2 separate regions of the Homo sapiens genome follow, and region 1 is linked to region 2. A link is an interaction called in ENCODE POLR2A ChIA-PET data of the cell type or tissue named here. Cell type or tissue: HCT116. All regions are shown on one strand. Links, peaks and the distances in the headings refer to the core of each region. The heading gives the core; the rest is flanking DNA.

Region 1 (7,657 bases), core at 2,212-6,211, 270 kb before region 2:
CAATATGTTTTACAAGTTTCTGAAAATTCAACAGTTCATTTTTATTTTGAATTTTGAAATTCAGAAATAAAAGCATCTCCGTGCCTAGAACTTTTTTGTTATATAAGGAAGTCAGGGAAAGCTTAGTCATTGAATATTAGAGTTATAGAAGGGCTTTCAAGCATAATGCAAATCACTTTGCTCATTTTGTGGATGAGTAATGAGAATCCTGAAATGCAAAACCCAAAACATCTAACAATACCTAAACGTGATTGTTTTCCTAAATGAACCCTTATTTATTTATTATAATCTTGTTGAATACTAAAGGCACAGTCTGTAAAATTTGACTCGAAAATTTAGTTTTCACTTTTTCCCATTTTATTTTCAGTATCCATCTGACAAGTTTTTCCAGGCAGCTTTAAATTGCAGCTCTGAATAATTATGTCTATCTCAAATGGTTTTGAACCATATTTTTTAGCAGTTTATTTTAGTGAAGTTTTTGTTTTTTAAAGAATCAGACCTTGAGGCCGGGCACGGTGGCTCACACCTGTAATCCCAGCACTTTGGGAGGCCGGGGCGGGTGGATTACCTGAGGATAGGAATTCAAGACCAGTCTTGCCAACATGGTGAAACCCCGTCTCCACTAAAATACAAAAGAATTCGCTGGGCGTGATGGCGTGTGCCTGTAATTCCAGCTACTCGGGAGGCTGACGCAGGGGAATTGCTTGAAGCAGGGAGGTGGAGGTTGCAGTAAGCTGAGATCAGGCCACTGCACTCCAGCCTGGGTGACAGAGCGAGACTCTGTCTCAAAAAAAAAAAAAGAATCAGACCTTGAATACCTAGTTTGTACAGTTTCTAATGTCTTGATGCCAGAGCTGATTAATTATGCTATATATTTGTTTTCTAGTTAAGCTTTTAAATAAGCCTAGTGGCTATTTGGAAGTTGGTATGAATTAGTAAGTTTTTAGTAGCTATTAGGAGGGTGGATTTTTAAAATCTTTAAAAATGTATGTTGCCAGATACATGTCTATGATATTTATTTAAACTTTGTATTTTGAAGTAATTTTAGATGTAAAGAAAACTTGCAAAAGTAGTACACAGAATTTCTGTATGCCCTTTGCCCATCTTCGTGTCATGTGAGCATCTTACATGACCATGGTACATTTATTTAAGAAACCAATAGTTTAACAGTGGTACAGTACTATTGACTAAAGTACAAACCTTACTCAGATTTCACCAGTGTTTCCATTACTGTTCTTTTTCTGTTCTTAGATCCAGTCTTTAATTCCTCTTTGTATTTAATTGTCATGTTGTCTTAGTCTCCTTGGTTTCCTCCTTATCTTTCATAACCTTTACTTTCTTGTGAAGTACTGTTAGCATTTTGTGGTGTTGTTTGTTTTGGTAGCTTGTCTCTCATCTTGGTTTTGCTCGATGTTTTCTCATGATTAGATTGAAGTTATGCATTTTTGGGAAGAATGCCATAGAAACAGTATTGTACCTTTCTCAGTACATTTTATCAGGGAGTATGTGATGTCCATACATCTTATTACTGGTTATAATAATCTTGATTGCTTGTTTAAGATTGTGTCTTCTGGATTTCTCCACTGTAAATAAAGTTATTATTTTTTTCCCTTGTAATTAATGAATATTATGAGGGAGCTACTTTGAGACTGTGGAAATATCTTGTTTCTCCTCATATTTTCAGCCACTAATTTTAGTATCCCTCTGTGCATCTTGCCTACGATTATTGTGGTGTTTGCCTAATGAAGTTCATTACTTGTATATTTATTAGTTGATCATTACGTTAGAAAGAATTTTCTTCTTCTCCATGGAATCATTAATTTCTTCTGTGAAATAAAGTCTAATACCATATTTTTTTTGTTACTTAAATTGTTTCAGCTTTAGCCATTTGGAGCTTTTCAAGTGGGCTCCTGTATTTTTTTTTGACATGCTCCACCCCTCTCTTAATTCCTTTTTGTGGACTGCTACTTTGCTTTAAAGCGCCACAAGAATTTCTCTTATCTTATAGATTGTCTGCCTCTCCTCTCTGTTTTTTTTTTTTTTTTTTTTTTTTGAGGCGGAGTCTCACTCTGTCGCTCAGGCTGGAGTGCAGTGGCACCATCATGGTTCATTGCAGTCTTGACCTCCTGGGCTCAAGCGATCCTCCCGCTTCAGCCTCCCTAGTAGCTGGGACTGCAGGTACATGCCATCACACCTGGCAAATTTTTGTATTTTTTGTAGTGACAGGGTTTCACCATGTTGGCCAGGCTGGTCTCTAACTCCAGGTGGGCTCAAGCGAATCTGCCCACCTTGGCCTTCCAAAGTGCTGGGATTACAGGCATGAGCCACCGCACTGGGTCCTAAAGCTTATTTTTACCATACTGCACTAGCAGACCTCATCTTTTCTGCCTTCATATAGTTCACATGTGCAGCATATTACTTTAGTTAATATCTCTTATTTACATGTAATGAATGTCAAATTGGAGGGAAGATTTCTCTAAATGACATATTCCCACCCCCACTCCCAGTCCTCAGTAGACTTTTATATTGGTTCTTCCCTTGCTCCTCCTCCAGCCTCTTTCCCATTGTAAAGTATATACTTGCCTGTCCTAAATGAGTGGGTTTTGCCCTAGTGAAGATACAAGGGGAAAGGATATTCTGGGAATATAAGCTTAAACCTAAGAGAAGAAAAAATTTAACTTTGAGTAGGAAGGAAGAATCTAGTTTTGATAATTTGCGAAAGGAGGAAGGACATATCCCAGATTCTTGTCAAGAACAGTGTGGGGAATGAGACATGGCAAGTATTGTTAAATTGAAATAACATGAATTTTATAATAGGAAGTTTAATAATTTTGTTTGTTAACTTCCTCTTAGGATATTACCTTCCAAATGATGATGGAGAATTTTATCAGTTCTGTTACGTTACCCATAAGGGTGAAATTCGTGGAGCAAGTACACCTTTCCAGTTTCGAGCTTCTTCTCCAGTTGAAGAGCTGCTTACTATGGAAGATGAAGGAAATTCTGACATGTTAGTGGTGACCACAAAAGCAGGCCTTCTTGAGGTTGGTGTTCACAGTGAGATAGTGATTCATTGATAATTTTAAGAACAGAGCTCATGTTGGTTGGCATTTTAAGAATTTTAAGGTTATGTGAGAGTTGCCACAAAAATCGAATGCTTTGGCTGGGCGCAGTGGCTCACGCCTGTAATCCCGGCACTCTGGGAGGCCGAGGCAGGCAGATCACGATGTCAGGATATCGAGACCATCCTGGCTAACACGGTGTAACTCTGTCTCTACTAAGAATACAAAAAATTAGACGGGCGTGGTGGCAGGCACCTGTAGTCCCAGCTACTCGGGAGGCTGAAGCAGGAGAATGGCATGAACCCGGGAGGCAGAGCTTGCAGTGAGCCAAGATCGTGCCACTGCACTCCAGCCTGGGCGACAGAGCGAGACTCCGTATCAAAAAAAAAAAAAAAAAAAAAAAAAAAAAAAAAAAAAAAAAAAAAATCGAATGCTTTTTAACTAAAATAATAAATTTAGAGTGTCTTTTTTTGAAATGCTTAAAAAAATCTTTTGGCCACAATTATGCTGTTGGTTCCACTGTGGCAGAGACTTTCCCTAGGGCCTATCCTTATTTTGCGCATAGTGGATAGTGCAGTAAGTACCAATTGGGAGAGTTTAGGTCTAAAGCTTTCCTTATGTTCCTTTGCCTAACTTTTTGTGGTGGCGTAATCAGTTCATTGTAGAATGTTACCGATTTGGGGATGAAGCTGCTTGGGATAATGGTGTAAATCAATAAATCTAACTGTAATTGGATGTGAACTTTGTTTCACTACCATGAGCATTCTCTTTCTAAAGTGTGGCAGTGAGTCAGGGGAGCTTCCCAGTCTCTTAATTTAGATTGGACATTTTTAGAATGATTCCTGTTGTACTTCTGATGAAATGAATAAGCCTAGATTAACCATAATTTAAAAAGAAAATTTAAAAAGCTATTTACTCCTTACTGTTTTTGTAAATAGAATATTGTGGAGTCATGATCATGGCTTTAATATAAATTTACTATGTAGATGGTCTAATAATGCCTTGTGTATTAATTTTTAGTAGTCATTGACAGAAAAAATAGAGTGACATTCTTTTCTCATTTTAAGATCACATTTTTCAATATCTTTATCCTATACCTAAAAAACTACAGTGTTATATTTGAGTTATTGTGATTAATTGTATATAGTGCCCTCTATTATAATAATAAGAAAAATAGTTTCTCAAATTGGTTCAGTATACATTTTTGGCTAATTTATATTCATATTTCTTCTATTGCAGCTATTGCTTTTTCTTTATAGTTGGATAGATTTTTTTAACATGTAAATATTTAATACCTTTGATTTTACTTTTATTTACCTCAAAGAACTGAGACTGGAGTAAAAAGACAAGAGGTTACAGATAGAATACTTTTATTAGACAGTCAAACTAGGTTAGGAGGAACTAATGATTTTTTATTGTGAATTCTTTCATATCTTTCCTTCCCCTTTACAGAAATTCCTCTCTTATCTTAAAGAAATGTAACTTTTATAGGGTGACTAAAACATTTTGTGGTGCAACTGCCTGATGATCAAGGTTTTTAGCTTTGTATTTGAATGCCAGTCAAAGATGCTGAAACAAACCCAGATCTTAAGAATGCAGTCAGTATTTATATTGTAGCTTTTTGAATACTTATTAGACCACCCTCATTTCAGGGCCTCCAACAGAAAAGTGATGGGCATTTTGGCATTCACATTTATCTTGTACTTTTTCTTCAAGTAGATTGAGACATATCTCATTCTGTTTCACTCCTTCCTACTCCACAAAGGGTACTTTATAAAGAATGTGAAAATTGCTGTTTCTTAAGTAAATATTTCTGAGATTAAATGTTTTTTTAACAAATATTTTGGTGAGTCTTTAAAATTCTCACATTCATTAAAATCTTTATCTAAAACTGCACAAAATTATTACAAATGTGAGACATTATCTGGGGTCCTGTTGACATTAAAAGTGATTAGTGAGACATAATTTTGCAATCTGTGGACCTTGATTGTGTCCTAGATTTAAAAAAAAACTGGGGGGATAGTGAGGGATATTTGACTATGGCCTATTGGAGGATATAAAATTATTCTTAATATTCTTAGCTATAATAATAGTGGTGGTTTAAAGCCAACTGTCCTTATTAGGTGATGCTTGCTCTGAAGTATTTAGGAGTGAAGTGTCTGCAATTTCACATTAAATGGCTTAGAAGAAAAAAGGATACATAAACTTAGGTATATAAAGAGATAAACATGCAAGATATTAATAATCAGTGAATTTAGGTGATGGATGTTTGGATGATCATTGTAAAATTTTAACTATTTTGTATGCTTAACATATTCCAAAATACAAAATTGAGGCAAGAAATGAGACATATACATTCTTATCTAATTTGAATTCTTCTAAAAATGTCTACTTAAGCTTTAGTGAACTCTTGAGAAAGTATATGTGAATTAAATAAATCACTGGAAAAGGTGATTCTTTTATAAAGTCTATGTTGTGCTATGTCAAGATATATCTTTATTTTTAAGTTGCCAGAGTTTTGAGCCAGATTTAATGCCAAATTAATAATGACATTAACCTTTATGGGTGATATACTTGCCTGGTTCTAATTTTCTGTTGACTTTATTGAATGCCATTTATTGCAAACTATTTCAAATCATTTTTTAAAAATAGATAAGATATAAAAAAATTCAATGATTGAATAAATAAACTTTTCCTGGCATTTTGATTTGATTTGTTGGAACAGGTAGAAGAGTCATTCAGAAAGTTTGCAGCTATTCAACTTTGATAAGAGCCATTTTAGAATTTAATCAGTTTGATTTCATAATCCCATGACCCTGGAAAACCAATTTGGGGTGTATGGAGGAAAAACATTTTACCAATTAAATGTATAATACCACCTTTGTTAAGTCTTCCCTGTGAGTCTTCATTCTTCCTGTAAGAGAAATATTAACTTTGTTTTACTATCTTATGACCATTTATTTAGTAATCTTTTAGAATATTGAAGTTTATATTTTCCTGAACTATTAGCTGTTCCCATAAGAATCAGGTATATTGTTAATATGTTGTTACAGTCTGCATGTTTGTCCTAAAATTTGTATTTTTACTTATGAAGAGTGTTTTAATTTAGCCAAGTAGAGGCCATTTTATATATAGAAACTATACATTTCTTGGTGTCTTAAGGAATCAGCACTTTTAGTAGTAATTCCATAGATGAAGGCCTTATATACCATATAGTAAGTTTGTGATAGATTCAAAGATTTCCTATAGGTTTGCATTCAAGAAGAGGTACAACTTTTCCTCTTGGAGTATCTGATTATTACTGTGGATAAGAAAGCCCTGTAATTAACGGGAACATTAATATGCCTTATTTTTAGTTCTGATCTCAAAAATGATTAGCAGCCAACTTCATAATACAGTTCTCTCATTTTGTAATATTTTCTTCTTTGCTCAACCAAAAGAAGGTTTAAATTTATGATTGATGAATTTTTCTAACTGAAGGCTAAAAAAAGGCTGATTGATATAAAGTAGGTAGAATGTAAGAGTTCTTTCTGTGAATGTCTTCATTATTTTTTTTGGAAATGGAAAACTAAATTTGTAATAACATATTTTAGGATTAAGCAAAAAACTAATTAATCTGAGTTTTTTGCTTTATAGTTGAAAATTGAGAAAACCATGAAAGAAAAAGAAGAACTGTTAAAGTTAATTGCCGTTCTGGAAAAAGAAACAGCACAACTTCGAGAACAAGTTGGGAGAATGGAAAGAGAACTTAACCATGAGAAAGAAAGATGTGACCAACTGCAAGCAGAACAAAAGGTTAGTTGTGTCTTATGTAACTGATTGAAGTTGATAGTATATTGCCTGAAACCCACCTTTTTAAAGAGCTGAACCAATTAAGTAAGTGAAAACCAGGTACTGAGAAAAGTAGCCTTTTAGATAGACGTTTATACAAGAACAGGTCAGTTCCTATTAACCTTCTGCCACAGCTGCTTTTATGTTTGTAAGATGGTTAAAATACTTTTAGACTTTTGGTACCAGGCTTGTTGAGGTAGTCCCTGACAACTATTTCCAGATGTTTTACATCTAATTGTAGAATACTTGATTTTTTTTGTTTAGAAATACAATTAGAAATGATAAACGCTGAATAAAGGAAAAATGGGATACATAAATTAAAATTACTTTTCAAAAAAGCATAATTTGGTGAAATAAGATGTAGTATTAGACAAAATTTTGAAATTTTTAATGGGTGAAATGCTATGTTATCCTAAGAAACAAACTAGTTAAAATTGGCAGAATTTCTTGAGCTAAGAAAAAGAGAGACAGGTACAATGAAGCAGAAAACATTGTGGCTTCATTAGTGATAGAAATAGACTTGTAAGAAGCCAAAAACAGTGAAAAAACAGTTATCTAGTCATTGACTTGTTTATTTAATATTTTCACAAGAAAAGCAGTTTGTTCTGAAACTTACACAGACTGTGATCTTATATATTACAGTCTCATGTACAGTAGAGCCGGTTGGGCATATTTATGCCCATTTACAGTATTGAGCTATTGTTTCCTGAGGGTGGGGTCTGTTCTGTTATCCTTTTGTCCAACAAGGCCTCCAGCAATTGCTTAAT
Region 2 (7,657 bases), core at 1,418-5,417:
GTCCTGGTGCATAAGAAATACCAATACCTCTCTAAAAAAAAATTATCTTTTATGACTTTCTAAAATAAAACATCACAATATGAATTTCAAACTGTTCTGTGTTCTACTGATCCCAGGCAAAACACACACATGCACACACACACACGAAGTTTAAGTAGAACCTTACTTAAGCAATTTGAGTCAAAGGAACATGAGAATCTGAAAGGTTAGGATGGGTTTTTGTTCCCTTTGGCCAAATCCTAGAAGGCTTTGCCTACTGGGGGCCCCACTGCTTTTAAGACAAACAACAGGGAGAAGAACAATTGGAAGCACAAACAAATCCTTTCAGTTTCTTTTGTTATTTTGAGGCAGTCTTTGAGGGTGGCCAGTTATAATAAAAATATGAAAGAAAACTAATACACACACACACACACACACACACACACACACACTGATTTATAATTTTTATAATGGAGCATTTAATATTCACATTCTTGTATGGAAAATATTCTTATTTTTCCCAATCCTGCTTCATTCCAAAAGCATTTACAAAAGAGACAGCTCTGTCTTTAACTCACAAATGAGAAAACAGAGGCCAAACTGTGTAAGTGACTTCCCTATACTCACATACCCAGGTGTATGGCCAAGTTGGAATCTGAACACAAGTCTTTTGAATTAAAATGCCATAATCCTTCTAGAAAGTACAGAAATGACACCATCATCCTCTTAACAGAAACAGAGATCTGGATGAAATATCAAAAGACAAATCCTGCTTCCCTGTTCACTCAGAAAGGAATTTGCTATTGAGTAAAAGGTAAACATGCCATGGCCTCTGCAAACAAAGTGTGATTTTTTACTATCCTGTATATTAATGAAATACCATCACAGCCAGCAAGATGAGAACTTACAACGTGAAGCTAAGACATGAAGGCTGAGCCGTTACCGTCCTCAAATTGCAATCTTTTATATATATAAAAGAAATAGGCTGGGTGCAGTGGCTCAAGCCTATAATCCCAGCACTTTGGGAGTCCGAGGCAAGTGGATCACCTGAGGTCAGGAGTTCGAGACCAGCCTGGCCGACATGGTGAAACCTCATCTCTACTAAAAATACGAAAATTAGCCTGCCGTGGTGGTGGGCGCCTGTAATCCCAGCTACTTGGGAGGCTGAGGCAGAATTGCTTGAACCCAGGAGGTGGAGGTTGTGGTGAGCTGAAATCGCACCTCTGCACTCCAGCCTGGGCGACAAAGTGAGACTCCATCTCAAAAAAAAAAAAAAAAAAAAAAAAAAAAAAGAAAGAAAGAAACAGGCCCAATTTATCTGTTATAGTGTTGAAAAACATCAGTGTGGCATTAATCTCAAGTAAGTAAAAAAAACAGGAAAAGAATGAGAAACTTAAGAAATCTAAAGAGATAGAGAGTATCATCAAAAATAAATTTTTCAGAAAATATTTTTTCAAAACATGTTTAACAAACTCTTAAAAGCAAATAATCCACTCAATTTTGGTGTAGAGCCCTTTCTCCTAATGGATGACTGCAGGAGAGATGATTGTGGTTCCTTGCTTTACTTTTGGGAAGGGCTGGACGAGAGGAGTAAGCTGGAGGATAAAGTGCAGAGAAATTATGGCATGCATAGAAATTGTTAACATGTACTCATTAGTGAGTACACAGAGTGACAAGATGTAAACCAGAAAATATACACCCGATTAATATTTCTTCTGGGTTTTCAAAACCCAGCAAAGCTTTCAACCATTGTCCTGAACAATTCTCAATTTCAATTCTAAAGCAACAGCAACCTGAAACCCTGAGAACAGACCATAGACATGTATGACAATAAATACATGAAAATAAAGGAGAAAAATTAAATGCAATTGTCAAATAATATCTTTAAGTGGAAGAAGATATATTTGTGAAAATTCAGCAGGAAGACCTTATCTTTTTTTCTAACAATGTAACATACATAAAGTCCAATGGAGTAGCTCTAGCCTCTCTATAAGTACATGTATGTGAGATGATTGCCAAGGACCTTTGCAACTTTACTCAGTAAATTATAATCATTTCTTTGTCTTGATGCACTAATATGTAACAACTGTGGGGGAAAATACAAGTAAATAACACCTTCCCCCAACCAGTCATTTTAACATGCAGCACTCTGCAATAATTATGATTCCATTATACATTCAAGTCCACCAGGACAGCAGCCCTGCCTAGAATAAACTTCAGGTTAGAGTCAGTCTGATAAACACTGATTAACAAACTACTGACATAGTAACAAACTAAAACCTATCTGACTTCTATAGTGATTTTTTTCTTATGTTTTGTACAGTTATTGGGAGCATGCATATTATTTGAAAATATTAATAACCTGAAGTTGTTTTCCTTGTTTATTCTTCATCTGGTGCCATAGTCTTCACTCATTTTTGGGGGGAACAATGAGGATGCAAATAGAAGTGGTAGAGTAACGCAACCTCACTCTGCAGGCAGCTTTGGACACAGAGCATCTTGAAAAAGGCTCGCACTGGAGGAGGTAGGGTCATCTCTGGAGGACATTTGGGCTTCCTCATGGCACACAGATTATTCTGGGGCCTGCCCCAAATGCCATGATGCCTTGTGCCAAACAGAGGAAAGGAGGGAAAGCTACCTTCTTAACGTGGGTTAGTGGCTTTTACCTCCCTTTATTAGACACCTAGAGGTTCCTAACCCTGCCTGGGCACTCAGGGGTATGGGATGTTGGGGGTGAGGCTGTGCTCCTGGAGAAGGTAGGAAAGTATGGTCAGGGATGGGGAGAAACATCTGCAAAGAATGCACATAGCAAGACCAGAGAAAGTGAATAACCAGCAACCCTCACGGCAGCCCATTGGCATCTACAGAACAAACTCCCTCTAGGTACAGCAGATGCCAATCTTTTGGCTCACTAATGGGCACAGTTCAGTGGCCCAGTTTACTTTAGGAAGAATCTGGGCCTGGGGACAAGGGAACACAGTGGAGCACACCCTTACTGGGGTGCAGAGGGAATCAATCTGTTCAGAGTTTATTTGGGTACGTGCAGAACTTGCTTAACTGTCCACCTCTGCCTGAAAAGAGACAATTATGATGTAGGAAAAGAAAAAGCAGCAAGACTAGATGTACTCAAACACAATAAATATTATGTTTTCTTGCAAATGTCCTCAGCAATGAGATACAGAAGCAGAGGAATTTAAAGAGCACATCCAAGAGATCTGCACAGTCAGAGAAATCAGTGACTTTGTTTTATGTTTCAGTTTTCCAGGCAGGACCAATTAAACCTGTCTTAATAAAATTCTCAAGCAATGCTGACATGATTCATCTGTGTAGTATTATAAGAGTTTAGCAGGCCCCATTTTAACCTTGGTCGAGTTTTATGACTCATGTAAAACATTCTGAAAATGACTCAGGGAAAAAGAGGGGACATAGTGAGATAAAAGTGGAAGAGGTGAGTCATGAGATCTGAGTTCTTATTCCCCAGATCAGTAACTAGCTGTGCGGCTTTGAACGGGTCCCTTCACTTCTCAGAGCCTCTTTTTCCTCGTGTGAAAGAAAGGGAAGGAATTTTTACAGTTTTATTTGTATGTGTCTATTTCATCTCCATTTTATTAAAAACTGGGCTCAGGTTGAACACACTTGGTCAAAATGAACCCTCTTTCTAAATGCCAATTCACAGGATTGTTCCATATCCAGAGATGTGTGGATGGAAAGGTTCCTTATTCAAATCTTATTAATGAATTCCAGACACCCAGGACACCCCCAGCAACAAGGAATCTTTCGCTGAGTTGGTTCATGCCATTTTTGGACAGCATGAATTATCACAGATGTCTCCAGGTAATATGTCTCCTCATAATTTCTACGTCAAACTCACTTTTCTCTACTCTAGTCACATGTATGCATAAATTGCTTTACTAGAAATGGGCAGAGAGATTTTGGAATTTTCATTGCCAACATCACAATTTCAAATAGGAAAAATAAAAAGCTTTTTTTCTTCCAGCAGAGAATGCATGAAACTCAGTTGATAATTCTTACAAATGGTACCAAACAAAGGAAGAAAATACCAGAACCAATGGGCTAATGCAACACAATACAAAGAACAGAGGAGAATGGGAATTTCCATGAAGTGGGTAACCTATTTTTGGCAAGGTAAATGAAACATTAACATATTATATTAGAGTAATTCAGGTGAAAGAAAACATACAGCCTATAAACTTTGGGATGGGGGAATGATTGTGGCAAATAGCTTCTCACTGTGCTTGTATTAGCATAACTAGTAGATATAAGCTCATTTTTCAGGGTTTTATGATTCTGACACTATAAATCCAAAGTAGACTTGAACTTGTTAAGTACATGATTCATATAATTTTGTTTACATAACTGAACTAAAGAAAGGAAGACAAGATAAAAATTCTACTACGGAATTTGTTGTTTTCTTTCAAGCATTTACAAATATTAGAGATAATCTTCCTTTTTATTTAAACAAAACTGTTTAACATCTGCTTTTTATAATATTGTTATTTCTTGTGAACATTCAGGTTTGAAACTCTTGTTCCCAAGAATTACTTGCAAATATCACATAACTAAAATTCCAAAAAAAGAAGCATGCACACACCCCATAACTCCAGCAAATCCTTGATTAACTGAAAGTCAAAACCCAACCAAACAGAATTCCAGATGAGCTGAAGCTTTTCCTTTCCATATGACTTTTATAAGAAAGTAGGAAACTACAAAAAAGATACAAATTTATTTAAAGCAAAAGATTTGCTGAACATATCGGTAGTTTAGTACATATTCAGCTTCACTGTCCATGCTTGGTATAAAGTATTGTACAAAAAACCATGCTCATGATGAGGTATGAACTGTTCCTTTTATCTCTACCTCAAATTCTTTTGTGGAACAAAGCAGAATGTAAGCAGGTATTATCTTTTATCTCTACAACTTTAATGCTTAGCACATTGATTAGACCTGCATACTAAAATATTTGTGTTAACAAATTAATAAAGAGTGGCAAATTAGAGGCAAAGCATGCTAAATTTAAAAAGATTCATGATTGCTCTGCATATGGAACGTAAGCTCATAGCATCTTAAGGTTTAAAGAGACCTTGGAGACTTACTTAGCCCTCCTTGGTGCAGGGCTCCTCCAAGAACATTCTAATGTTTTAAAAAATGCTTTGGTATTAGCTACCATATTGGGAACACACGCACATGCGCACGTGCATACAAACACACACACACACCCCTTATTATTTCAGTCTTATGAGATAGATGTATTTATCTTGCAACCGGGGAAACTGAGGTTCAGGAAGTGACAGAGGGAAGACAAGGAAGAAGAAAAAGTCAGAAAGAAGTGTAACATGTTTTTGCCAATTCTTTTCTATGGTCTAAGATCCAAGAATAAGTAAGAAATTAATCAGACAAGATGAAAATGTGCCTCCCCTGCCCCATGCAAATACCAATATTATAACTGACTTACTGAGATATATGAAGCTAAGATAGTCCCTGGAACACACTACACACATAAATGTTAGCTTCCTTTCTTTTCAGTATGTTACAGCATCTTGGGGACAAGTAAAGATATTTAGGACCCATTCTCAACTCTGAAAATTTTGGAATTATCGCATAACTAAAGAGAGTTATGAGGAATGCTAAAACCCTTTCCCCTAAGAATAATCAGTGTAATTGTGTTTCTTACTTTAATTTAAAATTCAACGTGTATATGTCTCCTTCCCCCCGCCCCAAGGATATAAATAACTGGAATGACTGAATACAGCACAAAATACAGACGTGGGGAAAGGGTGGCAGTTTTAACTTTGAAATTCACTATACTTGTCAGTTAAAGTCAGGCCTAAAGCATTAATTTATTCTGAAACATTAATTAACTGGAGCTTTTTTGCATTTAATTTTCTCTGGCATTTTGGAATTTATTCTAAGCCCTGTGGAAATGGCAGGTCTGATGTTATTAAAGTTAGCCTTTCAGAAAGTCCTCAAACTGAAGACTCCTACACATTAAAAAATGCTGAGAGTCCAGATAATGCAAACCTAAAGTATTATTAAAGGGTATTCTTTACACATGAAAGAAAAACCTTACGTTTATTAAAAATGAATTAAACTGTCAGAAGTCTTCAATTTTACATAATGTTTGAGCCCTTTAAACACATAAAAAAAATCTAAAGCCAGTTTCATTTTTTTATTCATTCATTCACCCACTCCTTTAAGAATCTGTTGAGTGCCAACTATGTGCCAGGCAGATACTGCTCCAAGTGGGGCAAGCAAGGTCCTGTTCTTGTGCAGTTTACAATCTAGATGGGAAAATAACAAACAACAAATATGTAAGAAAATATCGAAGAGAGATGAGTACTATAAAGAAAATTAAAGAGTAATGTAATCAAGAGTGACTGGTAAGGCCTCTGTGAAGAGGAAGAACTTATGTCAAGTCCTAAATGATCAGCAGTTGGCTACACAAAGTCTGGGGGTAAACATCTCAGAGAGAGGGATACACGGTGCCACAGTGGGGAGGTGGGAATGAGCCAGACAGGTGTGAGGAGGAGGAAGGCAGCCATAGAGTCTAGGCCACCCGGCAGATGAGGGTGTCGGGGTGTAGAAGTGTGTTTGGTGGGATCAAGAGTTGTATTTTGGACATATGGAGTTTTAGATACCCACTTAAAAGAATGGTATGATAAAACACTAATGTACAGCAATTCCATGATCGCCCAGAGTTAAGAGAGGAATTGGGAATGGAATTCAGAGATGGATGCCAGTGACTGCAGCGACGTAAGGTAGAAGACCACAATTCTCTAACAAGCTTTATCCCAAGAATCACTTTAGATATTCCATTTAATCGGCTAATATTTAATTTAATATGCCCCAAATTCAACATAGCAGACACTATGTTCCTTAATGTTCTATTAAGGAAAGGAAGAAGACCCATCTAGAAACCACAGAGATTATTTCTATTACATAGATAACACAGTGTGCTCTCAAAGACACAAATTCTTTCAGAAATGCATATAAATGGGTGCCCTAGATATATGTGGCAAAATTTTTTAAAAATTAAAATGTGTGTAATCAGAGAGAGTATTTGGAGAACGTAAGAGCAAAAGGCTTTCTAGGGGTGGTTCACAACACAAATAACTATTGTTTACCTGGAGAATGTGTGTTTGAGCCCAGTTCTGTGCATGTCTGCATGGGTGTGAGTGCACGAGTGTGTATGATTTGATATTGCTGACGGTGGAGGGAGGGAAGTTCACCCTCTTTCCAAGTCAGATTGCCCAAATGATTATACCTCCTTGCTTGGGATGCTTTGAGCTTGACTTTAGATGGATAAATAGTTTATAATTTGGTATAAGCTATTTTTTAAAAGGTGACATTTTTTAAAAGGTATGGGAAAAATGAAACTAGACATCTTGCTATGCAAATTTCTGAGGCAGCACAGAATTCCATGGCCACATCTACTTCCCAAGACACAGCCTTCCAGAAGCCAGTGAGATATCACCGCTTCTTGTGCCTCTTTACTTTCCAAGACATGTTTGTGTCTGAGCCTCATCAGCCTAAGGGCAAGACCTACATACTTCAGATGATTTGCATTGATGGGTTATGACTATAATACATACCAGAGTTAACAATCTTGATTCCAAGTCTCCTTGACTACATTTGGGAAAGGGCCACCTTACTTTTTATT

Evidence for each region. Peaks named below come from ENCODE experiments on the same cell type or tissue, not always from the same donor. Only the 100,000 strongest peaks of a DNase experiment are listed, where the experiment ranks them.
Region 1: POLR2A ChIA-PET joins it to region 2 with 5 read pairs; 2 of 35 experiments call an interaction of 5 or more read pairs at or near these places.

What each region holds. Positions count from the first base shown.
Region 1 is chr7:27,762,981-27,770,637 of GRCh38, forward strand. It overlaps TAX1BP1 (Tax1 binding protein 1), which reads left to right. Exons shown (of 17, transcript NM_006024.7): 4 at 2,854-3,041; 5 at 6,696-6,854. Among named protein-coding and RNA genes, the nearest start is that of TAX1BP1-AS1, 26 kb to the left of the region's middle. In HCT116, for the core only: no CTCF peak of the experiment used is centred there; no DNase peak of the experiment used is centred there.
Region 2 is chr7:28,034,073-28,041,729 of GRCh38, forward strand. The region is part of intron 1 of JAZF1 (JAZF zinc finger 1); the gene reads right to left. LOC105375208 (a long non-coding RNA gene) reads left to right here and starts at 3,444. Exons shown (of 4, transcript XR_001744910.3): 1 at 3,444-3,813; 2 at 3,977-4,125. RefSeq lists an enhancer at 2,830-4,029. In HCT116, for the core only: no CTCF peak of the experiment used is centred there; a DNase peak (open chromatin) is centred at 3,379; H3K4me3 peaks cover 2,075 bases; H3K27ac peaks cover 3,484 bases.